2 separate regions of the Homo sapiens genome follow, and region 2 is linked to region 1. A link is a loop called in an ENCODE intact Hi-C map of the cell type or tissue named here. Cell type or tissue: Calu3. All regions are shown on one strand. Links, peaks and the distances in the headings refer to the core of each region. The heading gives the core; the rest is flanking DNA. Region 1 has its middle 86 kb from the start of DUSP5-DT. Region 2 has its middle 24 kb from the start of SMNDC1.

Region 1 (10,381 bases), core at 3,576-7,575:
AGGAGGTTTAGCCTCATTTTATAGGTGAGGAAAGTGGTACACAGATAGTTTGACACCCCCCAAATTCCCTAGCTAGTGAGTGACAGTGCTGGGAGCAAACCCCCAAGTCTGGGATGGGGATCAGAAACTCACAGTTTTAATGAGCACCCCAGGGGATTCAGGTAATTCTGATGCAGGTGGTCCACACACCCTTCTCCGAGAAATACTCTACTACATTATACTGGGTGCAGGGGCTGGATACAGACTGAAGTAGAAATAGTTCTGACCAACAGTGGCCTTGTCATCAGCACCTGCTTTTTACCAACCTTTTACCTAACAGGTGGCTCTGCCTGAACAAGGTCTTAGAGGGGTCTCTGGACATCTGATACAGGCAAGCATCTGCCCCTTTCTTTGCTTCCATTTTCACCTCAATAGAGCAAGGGATGACATCTTGGTGCCCTTCCTGCTCTCAATCCTGTGAATCCATTACCAGCCTCTGTGACCTGAGTACCAGACCAGGAGCTCCAAGGTTGGGTCTCAGAGTGGTAAAGGGTCTTGCTTGAGTCAAACAGTTAGTAAGTAGTAAAGCCTCCTTTAGTCAGGCTGCTGGGGTCCAGATCTCCACCATCTTAACTCCCAAGCAGTGGTGTCCCCAAGGACGGGGCCATAGGAATGGTGCACATGGGTACAATAAGAGGTCATATCATCTACAGAAAAATTACAAACAATAATAAACTGACTAACAGTGATGCACCAGCAATTCTAATCAACGTCAGTGATAAACTACTTCTGTCCCCGCCACACCCCCACTAGCTTGGTATGCCACCCACTGCCACCCTCTGCCGCATTCTCTCCTGGGGTTATGTGAGTCACTGCTGTGCAGTGAGGCTTCTCAGAGGAAGGAGAGGAAGAGACCTTGTTAGGGGTGGGGGTGAGGTCTCTTCAATGTGGTCCCCATCCGGCCACACCATCTGTGACAAAGACACCCAAGAGAATGTGGTCTGGGTGACTACAGGGCTCATTTACCTCAGGCTAAAAATAGGTGCATTCCCCGCAGCAGGTGGGTGACTCAGCAGGCCTGAGGAAAGCTTCTAGATGGAGGAAGCGCAGTCTTGCCAGCCCAGGTTTCCCCCCGGTACCAGAACAACAGGAAGGGGCTGATGACGGAATTGTAGCATGCATTTCACAACCCCTTCTGCGCCTCCCAACTTTCCCCTGCTGCCGTTCCCCAAACTCCCTGTTCAAAAATTGCTGTTCAAATTCCTGAAATTGCTAGTCCAATTGAGAGCCCAAATGAGACCATGTGGCCAACTGCTCAAACTTATGGTAGCTTTCTTCCAGACCTTAAAGAGAGAGGCGAGAGAAGGTGCATGCATGTATGTGTGTGTGCACACGTGTGTGAGAGCAGGTACATGAGAAGCAGGCCACAGAGCGTCTATACTGGAGTCTGCCTTTGTCTCTGACCTCCCAACCTGGCCGCTGGCCACATACAGTGGAACCCAAGGAGGACTGCTGATGCTCTCTGATCATTTTCTGCAATGCGTTATGCCCTGGGAAATGAAAAGTGCTCCCTTCTTTCCATCCCCAGACTTTTCAGGAAGCAAGCACAGTCCTGACCTTCTAGATATATCTCCAGAGGCTCAACAGAAGCTGAGGAGTGAGGCAATTATTTGAAGAATTCAACCCCACTTCAGGCAGCTGTCTGAGCAGATTGATGCAACGGGAAGAGGCAAGACTGAGCGCCAGGACCTAGTTTCTCGTCCTGGTGCTGCCGCTCATTTGCTTTGTGACCTTGAGCAAATCAGTTTTCCTCTCGAGCCTCTAGTTTCTTTCTCCTCTGCACATCCATTTGTTATTTCTTCAACAAATACCTATTAAATGCATACTGGGCCATGCACCTGAGTATACCATGCTAGATTCAGGAACAAGCAACTATGGAGGATGAAAAATGTCCAGGAAGTCTTTGCACCTCCTCCTAACAAAAACTAGCACTACTTCTCTGTCCTTTGACTCTAGGATGACCTTGTAACTTGCTTTGACTAATGCTGCGAAAGTGACTCTTGACTTTTGCTCTCGCCCTCTTGGAACCCAGCTACCACATGAGGAAGCCCCAGCTAGTCTGCTGGAGAGGCCACATGGAGGAGAACTGAGCCTCCCTCACTGACAGCCTCCACCAACAGCCCATCAAGTTAGACTATGCAGTCCCAGTCAACAAGCCACTTGACCAAAAATGTAAGAGTGAGCCCAGCCAAAACCATCTGGAGCAGAAACAAGCCACCCTGCTGAGCCTTGACCAAACTGTCAACCCACAGAATTGTGAGCAATTACATGGTTGCAGTTTTCAGCTATTAAGTTGTGGTGGTGGCTTGTTATTGATATAATTAATGTTTATTGACAATTTCCAATGTGCCATTGACAATGCTAAATGTTTTACATATATAATTTCATTTATTCCTCCCATCAACCATGTGAGGCAGGTACTACTATTCAAATATCCATTTTACAGATGAGAACACTGAGGCACAGGAAGGAGAAGCAACTTGCTGAAGATCAAAGAACAGCTGGGTAGGGGAGCTGGGATATGAGGCCAGGCAGTCCAAGCTTCAGAGCCTACACTGGTAATTCACCACCACCTTACACAGAACCAAACAGACCTGGTTCTTGCCCTTACAGAGTTTATCATCTAGGTGGGAGACTGGCATTAAAGAAACACAGAAATAAATATACAATCACAAATATTGATGAGTGCTAGGAAGAAGACAGATGCTACGGTGTGTTCACAGAGAAGGCCTCTAGGGAGGCCCGAGGGTCAAAGGGGCAACCAGCTGAGCGAGCTGGGGCAAAGACCAGAGGATTAGAATGTGATTTTGCAATTTCTGTCAGCATAGATGTCCCCTGGGAAGCCTGGTAGAAATGCAAAAAAGACCTGGGCCTAATTCCCCAGAGGTTCTGATTTTCACCAGTCACCTCCAGATATTCTGATTTGCTGGCTTTGCTTGATTGGGAGCCTGATAATTCTTTTTGTTTTTGTTTTTCTTTCTTTCTTTCTTTTCTTTCCTTCCTTCTTTCTTTCTTTCTTTCTTTCTTTCTTTCTTTCTTTCTTTCTTTCTTTCTCTCTCTCTCTCTCTCTCTCTCTCTCTTTCTTTCTTTCTTTCTCTCTCTCTTTCTCTCTCTCTCACTCTTTCTTTCTTTCTTTTTGAGATGGAGTCTTGCTCAGTCACCTAGGCTGGAGTGTAGTTGTGCAATCTCGGCTCACTGCAACTTCTGCCTCCCGGGTTCAAGCGATTCTCCTGCCTCAGCCTCCCCAGTAGCTAGGATATTACAGGCATGTGCCACCACACCCGGCTAATTTTTGTATTTTTGGTAGAGACAAGGTTTCACCATGTTGGCCAGGCTGGCTGGTCTCCAACTCCTGACCTTGTGATCCGCCTGCCTCGGCCTCCTAAAGTGCTGGGATTACAGGCTTGAGCCACTGCACCCGGCCTTCTTTTTCGTTTTTAAACGTGCCCCCCAGCTGATTTTTCTCATAAGGGAAATTTGAGAAGTACAGCTCAGTAGTATCGTGTGAATAGATTAAACAAAATAGCTGCCCAGCCCCCATTCTGAGAGAGATTATGATCCATTTGGTCTGGGGTATTTTTTTTTGAGACAGAGTCTCACTCTGTCACCCAGGCTGGAGTGCAGTGGTGTGATCTCAGCTCAGTAGAGACAGGGTTTCACCATGTTGGCCAGGCTGTTCTCGAATTCCTGACCTCAGGAGATCCTCCCACCTTGGCCTCCGAAAGTGCTGGGATTACAGGTGTGAGCCACCGCATCCGGCCTTGGAGTGAATATTTTTAAAAGCTCTTTGGGTGATTCTAATGTGTGGCCAGGGCTGGGAAGTGATGTTGGAAGATTCTCCAAGGTCCAAGGCTGCTGCTTTTCTCTAGTTCTTTGGAGACACCAGGGCTGGGAAGTGATGTTGGAAGATTCTCCAAGGTCCAAGGCTGCTGCTTTTCTCTAGTTCTTTGGAGACACCAGGGCTATCTGGGGCTTCTGAAGCTCTCCCTTTGGTGATTTAATACTGTGGAGACCCAGAACAGAGCCTGAGGTCAACCTTTGCTCCAGACGGGGCTCTGACTGAACAGGCCCAGTAGACCCCTCCTCACAGACTACCCTCCCCCCGTAACATTCCCAGGGGCTCCCTCTGGCTCCCACATTCCCTTTAATTTTCATTTGCTTTAAAGTGGAGAATTCCTTTAATTGCAGGGAGAAAATGACTACCACTTGCAAATATTTGTCCTCCTCTAGGGCCCTATAAGGCAGCTCCTTCATTTTATTCTCTTCCTTTGACACCTTGCTCAGGGCCTCTCGGAGCTCATATTCCCCACTCTCTGGAGAATGATGCCATCTGTGGGGTGACCCATAAGAAGGGCCCATGGTGCCTGGATGGTTTCTTATCTGGCTTCCTCCTCTTCTTCCAAATAAGGCAGGAGGGTCACCGGGAGTGCCACCTGATGCAGCTTGATTTAGACCAGAGAGTATGAAAGAATCCACTCTTGGCTTGGGGCCCACCAGCCGCAGGCCTGAAGAAAGCTTGCTGTAGGCGAGGAGGCAGAGAGAGAAGGGCGCTGGCCCAGAATGCTACAGCCCCTTGTGAGTGGCGCAGCATGGGCTTGAGCATGCAGAGGTAGCACGTTCACGGCACAGGCGTGAGAAATGCCTCCTCCCGACAGCCTTGTCCCTCCATTCCAGTGTGGCTGATGGTCGCCACATAGAGGATTGCCACGAGAATTCAGAGTTCGTGGTGGGGTCTGGGGCATGGCGGGGACTCCCTAAAGGAGTTTTCATTCCTCTTTGCTAGGACAGACACAGAAATAAACTTGATGCCCGAGGAGGAAGACAGGGCCCCAGGAAATACCCTTCTTTAGGGGCTGGGAGAGACTCCAGTAGTTGCGGCCCATCCCTGGAGGCCCCAGCTCTCTCTCCAGTCCCCAGGAGCTGAGAGGTCAGCCCTGCCCACTCCTGTCTCACACAGAGGACCCTCCAAGCTGGCTGTATGGGAACAGCCTTGCCCACACATGATCCAGATGGTTGCCCAGAGGAGGGGATGGCCGAGGGAAGGGTGAGGCCTGACCAGTGATGAAAGAATGAAGAGAATGAGGTACTGACTCATTCTCTGGCTCCTGCTCTAGGAAGGAAAAGGACTTATTTGCGGGTGGGGGTGTGGCTGGAGCCAGGCCAAAGGGTGCAGTGAGAAATGAGGTGCCTCTGGCTCACGGATAAATCCTCCTGGGAAGTGGGGCCAGTTTACGAAACCCAGCAACTTGATTGACGGTCTCTTCTTTCTTCTAACTCATCCTTCTAACTGGGAGCAGTAGGAGGAATTCCAAAGACCAAGGCAGGCAGCCTTTCTTGAGTTCTACTGCACATCCAGCCCTAGGCCAATTCTGGTGTGGACACCATCCCTTCAGAGTGACAGGATGAACTTGGGGTTCAGCATCTGCTTGGGCAGAGCGAGTGTTGGCCGCTGTGCCTTGTTCTCTCTCCCCACCTTTCTTTCCTCCCACCCACCCCTACCTCACCAAGCCAAGTATGGACTGTATCTGGGACAAATTTTTCTGTATAGATCAAACAGTTCCAAATAGCACAAAGGCAAAGGCACTTACGGGTTAGTAGTGGGCCTCCTCGGTATCTGTTTGTATGAGTTAATTTGCATGAGGGTAGATAGGCCTCTAAGGAGGAAGTTTGGTGAGAGGTTAAGCATGGAGTACAAAGGAGCAAGGGGCCTGAGTCTCATTCTCTGTATTGCTGGAATGGTGGATGTGACTGAAAAAAAAAATTTTTTTTTTCTTTCTTTTCTTTCTTTTTTTTTTTTTTTTTGCTTAATGCAAAAACGGAATTTACTGACTTTAGAATGGAAGTCCAAGGGGTGTGGCTGGTTTCAGACAAGACTTAATCAGGGGCTCTAAACAATGTCACCAAAACTTCATGTTCTCTGTTATCTTTCGGCTCAGCTCTTCTCCAGGTGACAGCTCGATCACTGGCTGGTTCCACCCCATGGGGGCAAGATGACTGCAGAAGCTCCAGGCCTCACACCCTCTCACCAGGGCAAAGAACTAGTTCAAAAGTTCTGGAACTGAGTTTCATTGGCTCTGATTTGCCTGCCTTCGGTCATGTACCCATCCCTTAACCAATAACTGTGGCAGGGGGGTAGAGGGTACTGATTGCAGGATCATAATCTCCACTCCCAGATCTGAGTGTCTGGGAAGGGGATGTGTATAGGGAGCCTGGTCATGGTGCTGATGGGGGCAGTTTCACCGGAATCATATAAACTGAGCTGAGGCTTTTATTGCAAGTGAGTGAATGGGGACAGGCTAGCAGGAAACACTGGCCCCTTACTCCCTTTAGAGAGGAGGCTGCAGGGAAAAGCTGAAAAGGCTTCTTTGGAGCCCAGCTTACAAATTGGGACACACAGTAGGGAGAGGAGCTTTCTGCCTCTTTCAATTCAGAGCACAAAACCGTTTTGCCTCGGTAGGCACTGAGGACTGCCATACTGGCCAGCACCAGGGGTCACACCTTAAATAGAGAAACAGGGGCCTCATGGAGCAGCCCAGGCAGGGAGTAAGGCAAGGTCCTGCCGCAGTTGCCCAGTGCACAGCCGACAGCAACAAAGAGGTCAAGTGGAAGACACATTAGCAGGCTGGCTGCGGGCACTTACAAGACACCCGAGGGACTTCCAGAGATGACTTGGGCAGACTCGGGAGCGAGTCCAGTGAGGTCCCATATCAGAGAGGAAAGCAGCATCCCTGCACCCTGTGTGGGAACATTAGTAGCCTGTGATGGAAAGAGCTTCAGAATGGGGACCAAAAAGGCAGATTCCAGTTGCCAGGCCACTTGTTAGCCATATGACTTTGGGCAAGTCATTCTCCCTTTTCTGGCCTCACTTTATTCCTCTGTGAAATGGGGGTGATACACCCACCTCTGGTTGATGGGGGAATCTGGTGAGATGGGTAGATGAAAGCAGTGGGGGAAAAGCTAATGCGCCGCCCTCGGGGCAGGGCCTGCAACACTTCCTATCCTGGTCACCGGAAGCCCTAAGGCCTAGACCCAAGGGCCATATATTCGTGCCCCAGAGGCATTCACAGCAAAGGGAAAAGCATCCAGAGGAACGAGCCCCACAGGCACCCTGTGGAAGCTGCTCCTCGTGGAGGCCCTGGGGGTGAGGCACTCAGCCAGGGATGTGGGCAGCTCCTCGGGGCACTCTCCTGCCCTTCCACTGAGTCAGAGGAAGGGACCCAGGCTGGGCATGAGCCTTGCAGGTTCTACTAGTTACTGAGGAGGGGAAGGGGGAGGGCTAAAGGCAGAAGGAAAAACACACAAACAACAGACACACCCACCCTCTCCACAAACAACCCCCTCCTAGAGGCCCAGGGCACAGATGCAAATCAAGGCCTGGGAAAGTGAAGTCACCACCTCCGCACTAGGGAAGAGCTCCCCAGGCCTCATCCACACTTCCTCCCCTAGCCTCTCCCTACCGCCCACATAGCAGGGCCCTTGGGCAGGGATTGCTTGTTTTCCAGAATGGTCTTGGTTGCAGGGACCCAGGCCTCCTCCAGCCCCTCTGGGTAGCTTAGACTCTCTACTCCCCAAATTTGGGTTTCCTCTGCTTCCTTCCCAGGGAGGTGTCTGTACTCTCACCCCTGCTACCCGAGTCAGTGTCCTGGAGAGCTGGCTGGTGGAAATGTCTTCTCTGTACCATGCTTGGCCTTTCAGGTCCACCTATTCATCATCTGGTAGTGACTAGAAACATTCCTTTCCGTATTTGCCCCAGGCCAGGCAGCTTGCCTGGACTTACAGGAGAGGGGCCATTCTGCTCAGCCTGCACTGGAGGCCAGCAGAGATCTCAGCTCCAGCCCACAGGGAACAGTCGTTACGGTGGAGAAAATATGAGTTTGAATCGTTAGTTTCTGTGCTTCTTAGCTATGTGACTTTAGATAAGTTACTTCACTTCTCTAAGCCTCAATTCTCTTATCTGGATATTTTTTCCCTTTTCTGAATTCCTGCATCACTGCTCTCCTGGTAGGCATCTCTGCTAGGCAGCAATGACAATACCCTACAGGTTGCTATGAGGGCAGGGATGAGAGGGACAAAGCTCGTGGCAGGGCTTGGTAGATGAACCTCCCCAGCTTTCCACACCTTACCACATGTTATTTTCCTATTCCATTCTCTTCTCCTATGAAATGACTGGTTTGTTTGCTCAGCAGTCATGTGTTGAGAGTCAGGCACCATCACACACTGGCATGTATTATCTTCATCCCACATCCCTGTGAGGCTTAAAGCGTAAAGCCCATTTCAAGAGTATCCTGTGGCTCAGAGGAAGGGTAAGAGTTAGGAGGCTACCAGGGTGTAGAGTCAGCATTCGATGCCTGGGCTTCAAATTCCAGCAGGAGCCCAGCTCCACAGGTTTCCATGGACTGTTTCTCTGCCTGGAATGTCCTCCCATCTCTCCCCCTAATTATCGTCAGTCATTCAGAGTCTCATTCCTTCCATCTCCTCCAGGACACCTTCTAAATCAGTGAGGACACTTTTGATTGCAAGTGACAGAAACCTCCCTCCCAAAGAGGCTTAAGAAAAAAATGGGAATTTGGGGCTCAAGGAAACCAAAAACCCAGGTGATCTTATTTAGTTACAGTTGGATTCAGAGCTCAAACAACATCATCAGTATTTTCTTTCTCTCCAAATCTTCGTCTACCCGTTTTTATGAAGGCGGAGGTTTCAGGCTCTACAGAGTAGCAAAAGGCACAGCAGTTCTGGCACTCACGTCCTTACAATTTTTTGGTATAGCGGAAGGAGTGAGTCTTATTTCTCCAGAGCTCCTCAAACTTTGTCTTGGAATTGAGATGTATTGTCATTCTCTGGTCTAACTTGGGTCAGATTCCCATTCCCAAACCAATCAATGTGTCCAGGGGATGGAGTTAGTGGATTAACTTAGACCTAAATCTCCTTCACCTCTCTGGAGCTCCTGGTGGAGCTGGCTTTACCAATTGAGGTATGCTTACTAGACATAGGTGAATGGAAGCTGACCACAAAGCAAGATGTCCACAAGCCCCTGTTGAAATTTTTTCCCTTTTCTGAATTCCTGGTAGGCATCTCTGCTAGGCAGCAAACTCTTTGAGGGCAAAGACCCTGTACATGACCCTGAGCCCTTAATAGAGCACCTGGAAAATGGGCACCAAACATGTGCTTTTCAATGGACCTAAGTATTTATTCAGAACTCAATGCACCTAGCTCTGAGCTAGTGGCATCAGTTAAGATTCAACTGAGAAGAGAAACACTCTTGCTATTCTAAACAGGAGAGGGCTTGTGACAGGGTGTTGAATGGCTTGCAGAATCACTGGGAGAGCTGAAGAAACAGACTCGAGGTTGAGCTTTCAGAAGTGACTGCCTTAGGCACACTGCAGAACTGGGCCACGAAGAGGGCTGGTAAGGGGACTGTGGTGAGGAGCCAGTGTCATGTGTTGGCCATGGGGTTGGAGAGAAGTGCACAGATTGAGGAGGTAAAGTCAAGTGGCTTTGAGGGTGGATCGAGGCAGCAGAGTCTGTGGGTTAAGAGCCTGACTCTACCACTAACTTGCAAGGTGGGTAATATCTCTGGGATTCAATTTCCTTGTCTGTAAAATGGTGATAATAACTCCAATTACATCATAGGGTTATAAATTATGTTTCTAGCTTTCTGGAGACCAGATGCTACTCCTGGGCTAGGAAATGCAGGAGGAATGGGTGGGGTTTGTGTGGAAGAGGGTCCATTCCATTTGGGTTTCTTGACTTAATGGATCCTGGAAGGAATCTAACTGGGCGGCTCAGCAGACTATTGAATGTTAGGTCCCAGGCTCCAGAGAAAAATCTGTGCTGGAGTTTTCCATTTTATTGTGATTAATTCTGATTTACTCTTTTTAATTTGGGTGATGTAGCTCACAGCCTTCACATGGGACTTACAGGGAGGCTAGCGTTCAGTCCCCTTCATCCTAAGTATTTCTACTTTACCAAGTGGCAGCCTCTCTCCAGGAGCCAGGAGCTTCTACTTATCAGCCCTTTCGGTTATCAGATGCCGTGCTGAGCATGTACCTGGATTATCTCCTTTGGCCCCCAGGACACTCTAAGACAGCTACTATTACAGAAATGAGGAGAAATGAGGGAAGCATCAGGAAGTTGAGCAAGTTGCCCAGGGCCACAGAGTCAACAGCAGAGAGCAGCTCTGACCTCCAAGCCCGTGCTTACAGCTCATGTTGTAGCGCAGAACTTTCAGTGATAACAGAAACGTTCTATCTGCACTGTTCAGTGTGGCCACCACCAGACACAAGTGAACTAAGGAATGGAATTTGAAATTTTCTTCAACTTTAATTAATTTAAATTTAATAGC
Region 2 (10,381 bases), core at 3,876-7,875, 82 kb after region 1:
GGAGTATGACTAAAGTTAATAATACATAGTTTCAAATAGCTAGGAGGATATTGAATGTTCCTAACATGGAGAAATGATACATGTTTGACATGATGAATATGCTAATCATCCTGAGCTGAGCACTATACATCATATGTATCAAAACATCACTATGTACTCCATAAATATGTATAATTACATGTTAATTTAAAAAGTAAATTTGGGCCTGGCTCGGTGGCTCACGCCTGTAATCCCAGCACTTTGGGAGGGCAAGGCAGGCAGATCACTTGAGGTCAGGAGTTTGAGACCAGCCTGGCTAACATGGTGAAACTCCGTCTCTACTAAAAATACAAAAAATTAGCCAGGTGTGGTGGCACACACCTGTAATCCCAGCTACTTGGGAGGCTGAGGCAGGAGAATTGCTGGAACCCAGGAGGCAGAGGTTGCACTGCACTCCAGCCTGGGAGACAGAGTGAGACTCCATCTCAAAAAAAAAAAGGTAAATTAGGCCTGGTACAGTGGCTCATGCCTGTAATCCCAGCACTTTGGGAGGCTGAGGCAGGAGGATTGCTTGAGGCCGGGAGTTCCAGACTAGCCTGGGCAACATAGTGCAACCCTATCTCTACAAAATATTTTAAAAACAGGTGAGTGTGGTAGGGCACTTGCCTTTAACCCTAGCTACTTGGGAGGCTGGGGTGGGAGGACTGAGTGAACGCAGGAGGTCAAAGTTACAGTGAGCTCTGATCGCACCACTGCACTCCAGCATGAATGATAGAGTGAGATCCTGTCTCAAAAAAAATAAATAAATTGATGATTTCTTAGAAACAAGTAATTAGGGTTAAATGAAATCATATGGGGGGGCCCTAATCAAATAGGATTGGCTTCCTTATGTGTCCAGAATTGGCGGGTTCTTGGTCTCACTGACTTCAAGAATGAAGCCGTGGACCCTCGCGGTGAGTGTTACGGTTCTTAAAGGTGGCATGTCCGGAGTTTGTTCCTTCTGATGTTCGGATGTGTTCGGAGTTTTTCCCTTCTGGTGGGTTCGTGGTCTCGCTCGCTTCAGGAGTGAAGCTGCAGACCTTCACGGTGAGTGTTACAGCTCTTAAGGCGGCACATCTGGAGTTGTTCATTCCTCCCGGTGGGTTCGTGGTCTTGCTGGCTTCAGGAGTGAAGCTTCAGACCTTCATCGTGAGTGTTACAGCTCATAAAGGCAGTGTGAATCCAAAGAGTGAGCAACAGAAAGATTTATTGCAAAGAGCAAAAGAACAAAGCTTCCACAGCATGAAAACAGATCTGAACGGGTTGCCACTGCCGGCTCCGGCAGCCTGCTTTTATTCCCTTATCTGGCCCCACCCACATTCCGCTGATTGGTCCATTTTACAGAGAGCTGATTGGTCTGTTTTACAGAGAGCTGATTGGTCCGTTTTGACAGGGAACTGATTGGTGCATTTACAGTCCCTGAACTAGACACAAAAGTTCTCCAAGTCCCCACTAGATTAGCTAGACACAGAGCACTGATTGGTGCATTCACAAACCCTGAGCTAGACACAGGGTGCTGATTGGTGCATTTACAAACCCTGAGCTAGACACAGAGTGCTGATTGGTGCATTCACAATCCATTAGCTAGACATAAAGGTTCTCCAAGTCCCCACCAGATCAGCTAGACACAAAGCACTGATTGGTGCATTTACAAACCTTGAGCTAGACACAGGGTGCTGATTGGTGTGTTTACAAACCTTGAGCTAGACACAGAGTGCTGATTGGTGCATTTACAAACCCTGACTAGACACAGGGTGCTGATTGGTGCATATACAATCCCCCAGCTAGACTTAAAAGTTCTCCAAGTCCCCACAAGACTCAGGAGCCCAGCTGGCTTCACCCAGTGGATCCCGCACTGGGGCCGCAGGTGGAGCTGCCTGCCAGTCCCACGCCTTGCGTCCGCACTCCTCAGCCCTTGGGCAGTCGATGGGACTGGGCACCGTGGAGCAGGGGGCGGCGCTCGTCGGGGAGGCTCAGGCGGCACAGGAACCCACAGCAGGGGGCAGGGCAGGGGAGGCTCAGGCATGGCGGGCTGCAGGTCCTGAGCCCTGCCCTGTGGGGAGGCAGCTAAGGCCCAGCGAGAAAGCCAGTGTAGCGCTGCTGGGCTGGCACTGCTGGGGGACCCGGCACACCCTCCACAGCTGCTCATCCGGGTGCTAAGCCCCTCACTGCCTGGGGCCGGTGGGGCCAGCTGGCCACTCCGGGTGCGGGGCCGCCGAGCCCACGCCCACCCGGAACTCGTGCTGGCCCACAAGCGCCATGAGCAGCCCCGGTTCCACGGTTCCGCCCACGCCTCTCCCTCCACACCTCCCCGCAAGCTGAGGGAGCCAGCTCCGGCCTCGGCCAGCCCAGAAAGGGGCTCCCACAGTGCAGCAGAGGGCTGAAGGACTCCTCAAGTGTGGACAGAGTGGGCGCCGAGGCCGAGGAGGTGCCAAGAGCGAGCGAGGGCTGCAAGGGCTGCCAGCACGCTGTCACCTCTTGCTTATACAAAGAAGAGATTAGGATGCAGACACAAACAGACAGAAGACCATGCAAATACACAGAGAGAAGATGGGCATCTCTAAGCCCAGGAGAGAGCCCTCAGAAGAAAGCAGCCCTGCTGACACTGTGATCTCGGACTTAGGTTTCTAGTCTCCAGAACTGTGAGAAAATAAATTTGTTGTTTAAGCAAGAAAAAGAAAAAAGGAACTCCAGGAATGTTCTATCCCTTTGCCCATTTGACATCTACACTTGGATGTCTTGCATAGCTGAGGCAGCAATATGTGTTGGGGTGATCAGACTCAACACCAGGTCATGGGGGCGACGAAATCCAGCAGAGTCAAAAGAATGAGAAAAAGACAGTTTGAGAGAGAAAGTGGGACCAGGGGGCCATCGCGAGTGTGGAGGCTGGGAAGGCCCTGAGCTTTGGGAGCCCTCGCTATTTGTTGGTGATCAAAGAAACAGGTGGTGAGGATGTGGGGGTTGAAACGAAATGGTGTATCAAGTGAATGAGAAACATATGGCTACTTGAGACAATGGGAGTGCTAGAAGCAAGGAGCCAGCAAGTCTAGCAGACATGTAAGCTCCACCTCAGCTTCTCTCCCAACGACTCAGCTTTTCTCCCAACAATATGGATTCCATCACACCCCGCCTTGACTTTCTCATTTTTGTAAATGGCGCCATCATTCACCTGGCTGCTCAGGCTAAAACTTAGTCATCAGGCTTAAATCATCTTTTCCTCACACCTCCCTTTAACCCACAGTACATTCTATTGACTAAGCCTCCAAAATGTATCCTGAATGCAACCCCCTTTCTCTATTTCCATCTCCACTGCTCCAACCCTGGCCTGGGGCCCCTCCATCATCTCTTGCCTGGACTACTGCATTATCTCCTAATAGGTCCTCCTTATGTCCCTCTTGCCTTCCTTAAGTCCAACCTTCAACCCACATCTAGAATAATTTTTTTTTTTTGAGACGGAATTTCACTCTTGTCACCCAGGCTGGAGTGCAATGGCGCAATCTCGGCTCACTGCAACCTCTGCCTCCCAGGTTCAAGCAATTCTCCTGCCTCAGCCTCCCGAGTAGCTGGGATTACAGACGCCTGCCACCATGCCTGGCTACTTTTTTTGTATTTTTAGTAGAGAGAGGGTTTCACCATATTGGGCAGGCTGGTCTTGAACTCCTGACCTCAAGTGATCCGCCCACCTTGGCCTCCCAAAGTGCTGGGATTACAGGCATGAGCCACCACGCCCGGCCTAGAATAATGTTTTTAAAAGGTAAATCAGGTCTCAGTAACTCCAGTGAAGGTCTGTTGCATTCAGAATAAAATTCAAATTCTCACAAAATTGAGGGGACTGCCTCAGCTTACCTCTCTGCCCCATCTTCCTCTCTCTACTGGTCTCCTTACTCGAGACATTCCAGCCACATGTGCCTTTTTTTAGTCTCTTGAACAGGCCAGTCTTGTTCCTGTCTTAGAGCCTTGGCACCGGCTATTCATTCTCCTCAGGGCATTCTTGCCCCAGTCTTTGAATGGCCGCTTCTTTGTATCTTGTCATTATGACCGCAATTCAAATGTTGCCCCCTCTGAGAGATGGGCCCTGTCTGAGAGCAGGTGGCTCGCTCCTATTTAATCTTCTTAATAGCTCTTATTTATACCTAAACTTTTCGTATGTATTTATTGTTGACTACTTTAACAATTGTCTCCTCCTGCTGGAATGTAAGCTCTTTGAGGGCAAGGACTTCTGTTTATAGCTGTATCCCCAGTACTTAGAACAATATCTGGCAACAGAAATCACTACATAAGTATTAGTTGATTGGCTGGATTTCCTCAACTCTTTTTTTTTTTTTTTTTTAAGATGGAGTCTCTCTCTGTCACCCAGGCTGGAGTGCAGTGGCGCAATCTCAGCTCACTGCAAGCTCCGCCTCCTGGGTTCAAGCAATTTTCGTGCCTCAGCCTCCCAAGTAGCTGGGATTACAGGCATGCACCACCACACCTGGCTAATTTTTGTATTTCTAGTAGAGACGGGGTTTCACCATGTTGGCCAGGCTGGTCTCAAACTCCTCCTGGTCTCAAGTAATCTACCCACCTTGGCCTCCCAAAGTGCTGGGATTACAGGTGTGAGCCACTGCGCCTGGCCTGGAGTTCATCAGCTCTGACAAGATGGGAAAGCAGTTACTTATCATACAGTCTCCATTGTTTATCATTTCAGGACACCAAGTTGTTAGTAATGGAAACCCAATTCAGGCTGGCTTAAGCAATAGTCATAGAGAAGACCAGTGGTAGGCCTCTCTTCAGGCACAGCTGGTACCAGAAACTCAAATTATGTCACCAGAATTATTGTCTTTCAATCTATCCCCTACTTCCCGAGCTATGCTTTTTTCTGAGTTGGTTCCATCTGCTGCCAGGCCAGCTCCATGCAGTGACTCCTGCCAACCCTGGGTTTACATTCTACATTGTATAGCTCGGCAACCTCAGCAGAGAAAAACTGGCCCCTTCTCAGTAGTTCTAGCAAAAGTCTCAGAATTAACTTCCATTGGAACAACGTAGATCATGTGCCCATCCCCGAACTAATCACAGTGTATAGAGGAATGGAATATGCTAATTAGCCAAGCCACTTGCCCACTCCTAGATAGGAGAGCATGGTTGGCAGTGATCCTTTGGCACAAGGGTTCCCATTTGAACCACTTTTGTTGGTTGAACCGATCTATTTGTACAACTAGAAACATAAAGCTTATTTCTCTAGAGAAGCTGCTAACCTGACCCACAAGTGCAGTTTTATTCCCACCAGAATATAAAATCCATAAGGACAAGGACTTGGTTTAGTTACTACTTTATCTCCAGTACTCGGTAAGTCTAGGCATTCAATGACAATGAATTTTTTTTTTTGGAGGGGGGATGGAGTCTCGCTCTGTAGCCCAGGCTGGAGTGCAGTGGCGTGATCTCGGCTCACTGCAAGCTCCACCTCCCGGGTTCATGCCATTCTGCCTCAGCCTCCCGAGTAGCTGGAACTACAGGCGCCCGCCACCATGCCCGACTAATTTTTTGTATTTTTAGTAGAGACGGGATTTCACCGTGTTAGCCAGGATGGTCTCCATCTCCTGACCTCGTGATCTGCCCACCTCGGCCTCCCAAAGTGCTGGGATTACAGGCGTGAGCCACCATGCCTGGCCGAATTTTTTCATTCATTCAATAAATGCTTACTGAAGCATTTAGTAAACAGGGCATTACCTGAGCTGCATGGTTTGAAGGCAGAGGAGGCGCAGTCCCCCAAAGAAAACTGCAATGCTATCTCCAGGGGAATAGAAGCAGGTTGGGCAAAAACAAAACAAAAACTATCTCAATTATCTGTTTTGGGGAACTAAAGCATCTTACTGAAAATTTTGCCAGTTCCAGAAGAACCAGTAGTTTTAGAGCTTAAGGATGAAAAACAGTCTGATTGCTGCCATCGTACAGCCCAGCCTAGTGACTTCATTCACCCTTTTAACATTTACACAGCACTGACTGTGTGCCATATCTCACAAAGCCTGTAGGACTCCTCCTACCCTTGAAGGGTACACCCTTTGTCATTGTCCTTTCTGTCAGCTGGTGCTGAGTTTTATTACTGGGACCTAACCTCAGGATCTTAGGGTCAAAGTCCTTACCTCTTGCTCCCCAAGTGTCCAGGCTTAAAGTTCCTGAGCCCTGCTCTATGAAGCCCTCATCTTCCAGGTCTAGCGTGTTTACCTTTGCCTTGCGTTATCACTAATCTTCCTGAATTTGGCCCTTACCTCAGGTTGCTGGACTGCTTCCCCTCCTATCCTACCCCTTGGAATTTGCTCTCTGGCCAGCCCAGCTGAATCACCAGGCCTGTTGCTGCCCCAAACATTTCTTCATTTCGGTCATTTTACTTGCCAGGTGACTCTTTCCTTAATCTGAGTGGTGAATGTAGCCACCCTAGCTAGCATTGACTTCCCCGGAGAAGTTATGGGATCATCCCAACATTTGTGCAAAGAATACATCTAAGGCAATCTTGAAAAAGAGGCTATCCTATACAAAAATAAAGAAGAAAGGCTGTCCCTCAGTTTAAGCTGCACTAGACAATCTGTAAGTTGGAAGCATCCTCCCTTTGCCTGCTTTCTTGCAGACAGAAGACCTAGAGATGAGCTGATCCCTACCTCTCGTGATACCTTGCACTGACTCAAATATTAACATTCAGCAGGTCGTCAGTTTCCCCTTCTTCCAGTTTCATTCATTTGTTAAAATCGAGTTATCCTGAATCTTTCAGATTGTTACTCCTCACTTTGTCTTCTGCAATCGAGGACCTGTCTCATGCTCTGGTGTTGAGATCTGGGAACAAGAGCCCTGTAGTTTTTCCTCTGAGTCATAAACTTAGGGACAAAGTATTCTTCATGATTCTTCTTGTCATTTCCTTTTTCTTTAGCTGCAGAAAGTCACTCTGGTGGTCAGGTGAATTCCTAAGCAGTGATTCTTTAGCACAAATGTTACCATTCTAACCCCTAATGTGGGTTGAACCATCTGTTTGTACAACTAGAAACATAAAGTTTATTTCTCTAGAGAAGCTGCTAACCTGACCCACAAGTGCAGTTTTATTCCCACCAGAATATAAAATCCATAAGGAAAGGGACTTCTTTTAGTTGCTACTGTATCTCCAGTACCCAGCAAGTCTAGGCACTCAATGACGATGAAGTCATTCATACATTCAACAAATACTTATTGAAGCATTTACTAAAGAGGGCATTGTGTCAGATGATACTTGAGAAGGAATTAAAAGCAAATGTAGCCAGGAGGATATTTCAGCCACAAGTAACAGAGCTGCCTTAAACCATGAGGCATTTCCTGGTGCACAGAAATGGAAATCCAAATTGAGATCAGCTCAGGGTAGCTCCATCCACCGTCAAAGACCAAGGTGTTTTCATAGCATTATCCTAAGCCCTGTTACCTCTGGGGAAAGGAGAGAGGAAAGAGAGAGAGAAAGGTCCCAGAATGGCTGTCAGTAACAACTAGAATCATGACAGGAGAGCAAAGCTTCCCAAAGTGAGGGAAACTCTTCCCAGAAGCCTCCAGCAGTCCTTCTGGGTCTCAATGGCCAGTCACATCCCCACTCCTGAATCATGGATTTAGGCTCAGACAAATCAGCCCCTCACCTGACACTGAAGGCGGGGTCAGCTTCCCTGAAGCCACGGGGCTGCGTGGAGGAGGAGTGACCCTCTGAACAGAAACTTTGAGAAAGGGAGGAGGAGTTAGAAGGGTTGGATGGGGTGGAGGGCAACTGTAGCATTCACTACGAATCATACCTAGCATTTGTCATGAAAGTCTATAGTTTAAAAAATATCCGTCTGTATGTTAACTCGTTTAATCCTTCCAATGATGGTAAGCTAGTGGTTCTCATTTCAGCCGCAAGTCAGAGTCACCTATGGAGTGATCTTGATTCAGAAGGCCCGGAGTGGGGTCTGGACATTTGTAGTTTATTTGTTGTTGTTGCTGTTTGAGTTGGGGTCTTACTGTGTCACCCAGGCTGGAGTGCAGTGATGTGAACATGGCTCACTGTAGCCTCAAACTCCTGGGCTCAAGCAATCCTCCCACCTCAGCCTCCCGAGTAGCTGGGACCACAGGTGCATGCCACCATGCCTGGCTAATTTTTAAATTTTTTATTTTGTAGAGATGGGGTCTCACTATGTTGTCTAGGCTGGTTTTGAATTCCTGGGCTCAAGCAATCCTCCCACCTTGGCCTCCACTGGGATTACAGAGTGAGCCACTGCACCCAACCTAGACATTTGTAGTTCTTAAAAGCTATATGGGTAGTTCTGATGCCCAGCCTGCATTGCACACCAGGGCTGTGAGCTAAGCAGCTTATCCCACAGGTGTGCAAATAAGAATTCAGCAGAGTCCCTGCCTTGGAAAGTCTATACTGTGTGTGTATGTTAGGAGATTTTTACATGCAAGCCAGAGTTGTTCAGGGGAGGAAGAGCTCCCCACAGGACAGAATGTTGGTGAAGGTTACTGGGCAAGAGTGAGAATGAAGAAGACTTTTGTGTAGAGAAGCAAGGGCAATGATGTAGCCAGAAGGGCACAGCATGAGCTGGGGTAAAAAAAGATGGAACACTCGTCAAATTCATGTGTCATCTTTATCTGATCTCTCTTTTTTGTCATATTAGTTTGTGGGAAGGGAAGTTTTCTTATCATGAGCCAATGACTGGAGAAGCTGAGGTTTGTTTCCAGAACTCGGTGAATCAATGCTATCTGATATTCCTGATACTTTGCTGAAACTGTTCACCAAACTTCCTCTTTGAGCACAAAGGGGATTTTAAGAGGCAACATTGGGGCTTTCACATATTTATGTTTTTAAAATCAAATACACCGAGTGGAAAAACCCTATGAGATCACCTCTGTGCCCTAAGCAAACTGCAAGGGATATACAATCATCTTCTTAAGAGAAGGAGGCATTTCAATTCCTTCTCAAACCAAACAAAGATAAACCTGATCAAATCCAGCCAGGCTGCAAAAGTGATTAGGAGGAAGGCTAGAAACAACCTGGAGAATACAGAGGAAGTTTGTAAATTGGCTGGCAATTGGATTACATTTAAAAATTCAATTAGTGACAGATTCAGAATAGCGTTTCCTTCGGTGAGTTTGTTAACTACCGGGCAGAGCCTTGGTTGTTTGCTGATAGCACAGAAAGTGAGTCATTCAGTGTTGGGCTGGGACAAGTGTCACCCACTCACTTTGATGGATACACCCCAAGCATAGAAATATGTGGTCAATGGGAGTTCAAGACCAGCCTGACCAACATGGAGAAACCCTGTCTCTACTAAAAATACAAAATTAGCTGGGCATGGTGGCACATGCCTGTAATCCCAGCTACCAGAAGTTTGAGGCAGGAGAATCACCTTAACCCAGGAGGCGAAAGTTGCAGTGAGCCAAGATCACGCCATTGCACTCCAGCCTGGGCAACCAGAGTGAAACTCCATCTCAAAAAAAAAAAAGAAATATGTGGTCTGATTTTTTTGAGCTCTATCACTGCTCACTGTTCTTGACAACTTATTTTCCTTCTTTGACTTACCTTTGTTGATGCTACTTCTGCTACTTCTAAATTGCTTTTTAGTAAACCATGAAGGGGTCTCCCTCATATGAAAGGAGTTTCTTGGGGGTACAAAGAGAGTTGGCAACAGATGTTCAGTATATGGCTTGGGCTGGACATTGGAGGAATATTGCCTCTCCCAGGTCTCAGGACTCCCACCTATGTTATCTATTAAGTGGACTCAGGATAAGAATTCTGGGATAGACAAGAGATATCTACAGAAAGCACTAGTGTGGTAATTAGCTCCGGCAATGAAAATAAACAAAACATGTACAAATCTTTCAAGTATGGTCATAATATAATCTTTATAAGAGAAATGTTATCATCTGGGAGGACGATAGAAAGGAAAGAAAGGATGGAAAGAAAAGCACCAGGTCACAGAGGAGGGAACTGGCATAGTGAGCTGACTCACTAGGTCCCTGGGCCTATGCTCAACCAGCTCCAGAAGACAAGGAGCAAGAGCAGGAATGTGCGGGAGGGCAGCTGATGTGGCAGTGATGCAGCAGCAGAGAGGCCTCCTGACAGAGCTAAACCTGACTCATGCCCATTTGTCTGGGACAGCCAGATCTTTCTGCAGGTCCCATTTTTCCTGGTTTAAGCTGGTCTGTAAGTTGAGTGAGAATCATTTTCCTGGGTGTCAACTCTGTGGCCTTCCCTTCAGAGTGGACATAAAATCAATAATGCTGATGAGCTGAAAATGACTGCAAACAAAAGACAATATTTTGGAGAAATTTGGGCTTTGTTTTGGCAAATGAGTGGCTTAAGAGTTAGAAGGAAGAATCCTAGGGATATGAGTGATGGACATGA

Evidence for each region. Peaks named below come from ENCODE experiments on the same cell type or tissue, not always from the same donor. Only the 100,000 strongest peaks of a DNase experiment are listed, where the experiment ranks them.
Region 2: it touches region 1 in a loop (5-fold over the local background); 12 of 110 quality-filtered maps call a loop at or near these places.

What each region holds. Positions count from the first base shown.
Region 1 is chr10:110,405,361-110,415,741 of GRCh38, reverse strand. No RefSeq gene overlaps it. Among named protein-coding and RNA genes, the nearest start is that of DUSP5-DT, 86 kb to the left of the region's middle. RefSeq lists enhancers at 995-1,124, 299-1,498, 4,576-5,775. In Calu3, for the core only: no CTCF peak of the experiment used is centred there; DNase peaks (open chromatin) are centred at 4,511, 5,141 and 7,281.
Region 2 is chr10:110,323,387-110,333,767 of GRCh38, reverse strand. No RefSeq gene overlaps it. Among named protein-coding and RNA genes, the nearest start is that of SMNDC1, 24 kb to the right of the region's middle. RefSeq lists an enhancer at 8,400-8,559. In Calu3, for the core only: no CTCF peak of the experiment used is centred there; a DNase peak (open chromatin) is centred at 6,327.